2 separate regions of the Homo sapiens genome follow, and region 2 is linked to region 1. Evidence: chromatin contacts called from ENCODE Hi-C data. All regions are on one chromosome and are shown on one strand. The core of a region is the stretch at or near the end of the contact, and the rest is flanking DNA. Distances in the headings are between cores, read along the strand shown. Region 1 holds the start of SLCO4C1 (solute carrier organic anion transporter family member 4C1). Region 2 holds the start of MACIR (macrophage immunometabolism regulator).

The links. A loop is a pair of places that touch in the nucleus more often than their neighbours do. Pooled maps may share reads with other maps.
Region 2: a map of naive thymus-derived CD4-positive, alpha-beta T cell shows a loop between it and region 1 (3-fold over the local background). The contact joins the promoter of MACIR here to the promoter of SLCO4C1 in region 1. A Hi-C loop is called at or near these places in 1 of 168 maps with a recorded cell type or tissue (naive thymus-derived CD4-positive, alpha-beta T cell), 9 of 37 single-sample maps with no recorded cell type and 11 of 50 pooled maps.

Annotation. Positions count from the first base shown.
Region 1 is chr5:102,294,727-102,298,251 of GRCh38, reverse strand. It overlaps SLCO4C1 (solute carrier organic anion transporter family member 4C1), which reads left to right and starts at 1,968. Exons shown (of 13, transcript NM_180991.5): 1 at 1,968-2,344. The coding sequence starts at 1,990. RefSeq lists an enhancer at 2,003-2,202.
Region 2 is chr5:103,256,761-103,260,285 of GRCh38, reverse strand. MACIR (macrophage immunometabolism regulator) reads right to left here and starts at 1,523. Exons shown (of 3, transcript NM_033211.4): 1 at 1,390-1,523. RefSeq lists silencers at 763-1,142, 1,353-1,862.

The sequences.
Region 1 (3,525 bases), core at 719-3,218:
TGCCCAGGCTGGTCTCAAACTCCTGGACTCAAGGCACCCACCTTGGCCTCCCAAAGTACTGGGATTACAGGCCTGCACCTCTGCGCCCGGCTGGCCAGTCTAGAGTTTTCTCGATTGTGAGGAAACAGGTAACAGAATGTACCTCTGTCCAAAGTAAGATACATATTTTATATCTGTCTCTCAACCCAGTAAACACAGCATATATAATTGAAACAAAAGTTTCACAAAATAGTATTTATCATATTATGTGCCATGTACTATGTATTATTACTGTCTGTTTCCTATTAAAACATAAGCACCATAAGGGTAGGGGTATTTGCCAGTCTTTGTTCACTTGTGTACCCCCAGAACTTAGAACAATGTTTGGCACCTAGGACACAAGAATTTTTTGTGTCTGTGTTAAGTGAAAGAATGAATGACTAAATTGTACCTACCATGACACAATGGTGTTAAGCTCTTCGAAGTGTTTTTCTTATTTATTCCACAGTTAGACATGTATTATTATTATTATTATTATTATTAAGAGACAGAGTTTCACTCTTTCACCCAGACTGGATTGAAGTGGCACAATCTCGGTTCACTGTACCCTCCACCTTCCGAGTTCAAATGATTCTCCTGCCTCAGCCTCCCAAGTAGCTGGGATTACAGGCCTGCACCACCACACCTGGCTAATTTTTGTATTTTTAGTAAAGACAGTGTTTCACCATGTTGGCCAGGCTAATCTTGAACTCCTGACCTCAGGTAATCCACCCGCCTCAGCCTCCCAAAGTGCTAGGATTACAGGCGTGAGCCACCGCGCCTGGCCCGGTAGAAATTATTTACATGATTGTCATCACTGTATATCTTACATATGCAATATACAGCAGAGAGACAATTTCTGGTCCTTCAGTTTCGGAGAAGGAAAAGCAAAGCAGTGGTTATGCTGTGATGTTCATCCTGGTGGTGATGGGGGTGGGGTGGGGTGGATTTCTTTTTCTAAGGAGGACTGAGGCAGGAAAATAGGGTCTGGAGGCAGGAAACATAAGGCCTATTCACACTTCAGCTGTAACAGGAAATATCCTCTCCATAGGGCGTAGGCCATAAATGACTTTGTAACTTTACTTCATCTTCTCCCTTTACATAGGGCATACCCAAAGTAACCAATGGAATCCTCTAGGGGGTATTTAAACTCCCCAAAATTCTGTAACCGGGCCTTTGAGCCCCTATGCTCGCCCGTTCCCACACTGTGGAGTGTACTTTCATTTTCAATAAACCCCTTCATTCCTTCCTTGCTTTGTTTGTGCGTTTTCTTCAATTCTTTCTTCAAGATGCCAAGAACCTGGACACCTTCTACCAGTAACAGGATGACAGGCAAGAGTCTTATCAAGATGCTCATGAACCAAAGTATACCTCTGACGTCTTGATTCTTGGAGTCCAAGCCTAGACTGCTTTGGTAAGCAGCAAAGGAAGAAAACGCAAGATAGTTTCCTGAACAATCTCCTGATGCAACTGTTTACAGGTTTCATGTCAGCACCCAAGGGGAGCTTATGGCCAGAGACTCCCACAGTCTCTGTGTGTTCCCAGTGCTTGGGCTCAAGGGAGGCGCGCTGCGGGCTGAAGGCTCAGGTCAGAACCGCAGGGGCTTGGGCGGAGGCGGACTCCGGTCGAAGGCTGTGGGGTGAGAACTCTCGCCCCCTCTACTCGGCCGCCGCCGGGTGGCACGCCCACGCCGCGCCTTCCGGTTGGTCCTTGAGGCGACGGGTGAGGCACAGCTGAGCGCCAAAGCCACAGGCTGGGGCGCTAACGCCCCCGCTCAGCGCTCTGCGCTCCAGACAGCTGCGAGCTGGAGTAGGAAGGTTCAGGCGGTGGCGGAGAGTGCGCTGGAGGCTGGAGGGCCAGGAGGCGGGAAGCTTCCCGCACGGGGGCGCTGTCACCTGCCTGTGGGAGGAGCCAGAGAGGGACCTGGCTCTGCTGCTCTGAAGCACCGGAGTCGGGAGAACCCATCCAGACATGAAGAGCGCCAAAGGTATTGAGAACTTGGCTTTTGTCCCCTCCAGCCCAGACATCCTGCGCCGCTTGTCTGCGTCGCCCTCCCAAATCGAAGTCTCTGCCTTGTCCTCTGACCCCCAAAGAGAGAATTCTCAGCCACAGGAGCTTCAGAAGCCCCAGGAGCCCCAGAAGTCACCAGAGCCATCTCTGCCTTCAGCCCCTCCCAATGTCTCCGAAGAGAAGCTCCGGTCACTGTCGCTGTCCGAGTTTGAGGAGGGGTCTTACGGCTGGAGGAACTTCCATCCTCAATGTCTCCAGCGCTGCAACACACCTGGAGGCTTTCTGCTTCACTACTGCCTCTTGGCCGTCACGCAAGGTAAAGTCCAGCGCCCGCTTGAGGCTCGGGCCAGTGGAGAGCGAGGTGGGCACGGCGAGCCAGCCGGGGGAGAGGGCAGGTGCGCGGGGTCCGTGGGACGGTGGACGCGCCCTGCAAGGTGGCCCCGGGTTTGGAACTTGCTTGCGCTCTCACCAAGGTCAACCTACCGGCCCCCAGCCAGCCTTCCAAAGTTCAGCTTCTCCTTTATCACTACAGTTCAAACTTGCAATACAAGCCTTTTTCTCTTTTGTGTTTTACCTCAGTTTAGCGGATTCAAGACTTACAGGGAAGATTACAAGAACCTTCCTTTGGGAAAGGTATACCCTGGGGAGTTTATTTTACATTATAAAGACAAAAATTTACCTAGGCACTCTTTAAAGGTATTTTACTTTTACATTTGTTTCATTGCCTCAGGGGAAGGAGTAATACGTTTGCAGGTGGGAGTGGGATGCCTTACAAGGAAGAAAGCTATGAAAAATCTATCGTATAAATTAGATACAGACATTCATGTTTTGTGAGTGTATTTAGTTTGAGAGTATGTGGTCACCAGAGGAGCCCAGTGAGTAAATTAGCAAAGGCTCCCGACGTTGTTGAGCCTTAATCTTCATTGTGTTACATTAGTTATCCAGCATCTGTTTTGTTCTAGGATCTCTTTTAGGTTCTCTTGGGAGTTACAGATTCAGTTCAGATTTATACCCTCAGGGGCTTGCAATCTAAGCTCAGTTTGGAGGAGTGATATCCTGGAGGGAGAACAGCTCCCTTGAAAGAAGGCACAGGGAAGGTTAAAGCTGCTTCTGGTGTGTTCAATACAGAGGTTGAAGGAAAATAGGAAGTTAACCTGAGTTGACTTTGAGGAAGGGTGGAGAAGAGGTGGAGAGGAGTCAAGAAGGACATGCCGAAGCTTAGCTGAATTGGAATGTAGATATTTTTTGGTCACTTGAGTCATAGTCCGAGAATATTTTCTGTATAATCAGTCAAGGATTAATTGGAAGAAATACAACCTTAGAAATATAGATTTTAGAGGGTTGGAAACAGCTCATTTTTTAAGTTAATAGAAAACTAAGTCAAAGCCTAAGTATACTTTTTGTTCTTATTCTTCCTCTTCAAGGAACCCAGGGCCCCTTGCTTTGCGCATTAGATGCTAAGTAACCATTTATTGATTGCAAGTCCGCTGCAGCTCT
Region 2 (3,525 bases), core at 274-2,773, 960 kb before region 1:
TTGAGAAAATAAAACAACTAACAACCCTAAATTGTAGGTTGGCTCTTCGGAAAAAAAAAAAAAAGGAAAATGAGTCTAGTAACATCAGAAATATGCAAGAATTGTTCTTTCAGCTAGGAGCGGCAAGCACACTGTAAAATGCCTCCATTCTTCCTGCTCAAATAAAAAGTTCCCAGCTCCAGCTTTACCTGTGCACCACACACACACAAACACACACACACACACACACACACACGGAAATCTTGGTTCCACCCAAATCAGTAACCCACTGGGTTGAAAACTGAGGTGGAAGGAGAGGCAGGGAGTCCCTAAGCGTGTGGAACACTAGCAAGGGGAAAAGGACGGGGCCATCATTCCCTTCGCGTTCCCATCTCCTTTCTGGCGGAGACCTGCAGATTCCACCACTAGAGAGAGTTTGGCAGCTTCACAATGGGGCCGCGTTGCTGGAGGTCTGACTGCCACCCGCCTCGAAACCCCTCTCCTCCGCTTCCCACCTGCCCCAAAGTCCACCCGCGACAGGTGGGGCGAGGGTGGCAATGCCCGACATCTGCCGCTTAAGCTTCTGGCTCGGACCGGGCCCCAATCCACACGCGCACACACGGCCACAGCCGGCCAGTCCACCCCCACTGCACCGGCAGACACTCGGAGGGCGCGGGCGGCCTCGCACGCGGGTTGCAACCAGGACGAGGAGGGTCGGCGAGATCAGACCGCCGGGGCTCGCCCTGAGGTGCTATCTGACCCGGGCAGTCGCACCCTGAGCGCGGCCGGGCACGCAGCCAAAGGTGCCGCCGGCCGGGGAAAGCTACTTCTCAAAGGGGCCTCCAGGCCCGCTGCCCCGCGGTGCGGGAACAGCGGCCAAGGGAGGGAGCGAGCGAGCGTGCGCGCCAACGCGCCCCGACTTCCGCACCGCGGCACCGCGGGAGAGGCGCTCCGGGTCGCCGAGTCCCCGCACCTCCCCAGCGAGCGCACGACGCGCGCACACGGGGGCGCACGCCCCCGCACACTCACACGCGCTGCACACTCACGGCGTCTGCGGCCCCACCCCTGTGCCAGGGAACCGCAAGCTCCCCGCACCCCGCGCGGGCCCCACCCAGTTTACCAGACCCCAGTCCCCTTCGGGTGCCTGGGAACCGGTCCACCAAGGCCAAGGGACGCTGGGGCCGCCCCGCCGCCCATCGCAGAAGCTGGTCCGGCCGGGTTTCCCCAGCACCGCGGGCATCGTGCGCCCGGCCCAGACACGAGGCGGAGAGGAAGGGGCGGCGCCGCGATTAGGGCTGGCACTGGGGATCGGAGCCTGGGGCAAACCCACTCCCCCAAGCCCCCCATAACCACCACCTTTTCTGCAGCACAAAAGGTTACAGACGGAGCCGTCGTCCCCGTGCAACCTACCGATGGCCCAGGGCTCCGCTGCCTCCGCCGTGCCCGGGGCTGCGGAGCGGGAGACAGGGGCGGGAGAGGCGCAGGACTGCGGCGCCGAGATCCAGGCAGAGGCCGCCAGCCGAGCCAGCCGGGTACCCTCTCCTCTCCCACCGCGCTCGGCGCCAGCTACCGCCCTGCTTAGTCCCCGCCCCCTCCTCCGCCTCCTCCTCCGCCTCCTCCTCCGCCCGCCTTCCCGCCTCCTCCCTCTGGCTGCAGAGGCGCAGCCCGTCAGCGCTGAGCCCGCCTCCTGCGCCCAGCTCTCAGACACCCGGAGGAAGGGCGGGCCGGCTGGCTGCAGAAAGGCGCTAAGAGGCCAGAAGAAGTTGGCGGGGGTGGGCGGGGTTGTTGACTGGTGGTGGGGAGGAGGAGTCGCAACACCCGCTCTCTAGTCTAAACCCAGCACTCCAACTAAAGAGCTCCAACTTGCGGACCTGGGAACACTCCGGCTTCCTCAGTTAAGTGGTGTGCTGATATTTGTCACTTGTGAGTCTCTGCTTAAAGGGCTCAGCACTAAGCAAAAGTACAGAAAACTAGAAGGCCATGAAATTAAAAATTATAGGATCAGTCTACGAAAACTCGTAATACCCAGTGAAGGTGGCGGGGTGGGGCGGGGGGGGGAGTTCAAATTCAGATTCTGATTGGATTAACTATTTTTTAATTTGCACAAATGTTGATCTTGTCTATTATTGTAATAAATTATTTTCTTTGATGAAGATTTGCTTCTCTCAATTCATGTACATTTCTGCCGAACTGGTTAAGCTCAGCAATAAGAATATTTACTGGCATGCATATCCAAATTTACATCTCTCAATAACCATTCTGTGAGGAAGTAACCAATTATGATCCACATTTTAAAAATGCAGAAAGTTTAGGTCATATGCCTACTGAGTGGCTAAGGCTGAATGTGTACGCAGTCGGTGAACCCCAAAATTGTTTATAAGTGTTATAAATTTCGGTACCAGTGTCCAATCAAGAGAGTTTTATTTTTTAAAAGACAAAATGCTTTATCTTAACATAAAAGACATAAATCTGGAGTAGATTAATATAAGTTTAAACGAGTCTTGATTCACACTTGTTCCAGAATCTACATATGTTCCTGATAATATAAAGGCAAAAAATATATAAACACCTCTAGTCCAACAGAACCACTCCCGGAGGCCGCTCAGCTATAAGCCATTTTATGCTACTGCTTATGTGCCCTAAAATAAGTAAAGGAAGGTAGAGGGAAGAATAAGTTTTAAGGAATGTTCCCTAAACAATTTTACAAAACATCAGTTACTTTTTTTCCCGACATAGATTTGCATGTAATTTCAAAAATATAGAAGCTAGCACAACATAATATGAATAAATAAATGAAGAAACTTTTTTTGCATCAGTACATTAGGAGAATACACCGAGAATTATTTCCGATTATAATCTGTTTGACACAATAGTGTATTGTCCTGATGATCATTCTCATAAAACCACCTCCAAAACATTGTATATTTTATATTAAGAGACTTAATTTCATTTCTTCCTGTCTGAAATCTTATAACTTTTTCAGAAGAATGTCTTGTACTTGCCCTTTGCGCTGAGAGTTTGGCAGTGTGCTTTGGCCAAAAGCAATAAAGTTCCCCTCTTAGTTTATTAGGCTCAAGGCTAGCTCTCTTGAGGGCATTGTCTCCAAATTGCCTCCCTCCCTGGGTGGTGTTCTATGCTCCCATCCTAACCCTGAATCTTCACCCAATCAGAACCTAAGTCAGTTCTTGAGTGTCACAAAGAACACCTAATAAACCAATTCACCATGCAGTAATGGTTGATAATAGCTTTATGTGTGGCTCCATCAAGGATATGTTTATGCCACCTAGAGATACTGACTGGGTATTGTCTTCACTCGGATTGGATGTGGGTTGCAAGTGCCGTGGCTGAGGGGCATATAAGAGGTGCAAGTTAATGCAGAATCCCTTCCCAGAGCTTTTTAGTGTTTTAGGAAGATCTCTTCAACCTATAAAGAAAAATGGCATTCATATAAAGGGTTAGGCCCAAATGTAGAATAGACCCAGAGCCCTGAAAGGCCTTCTGAATTTGGGGACTCAGAAGCTCCATCTCACACACTCCTTGTGTAAG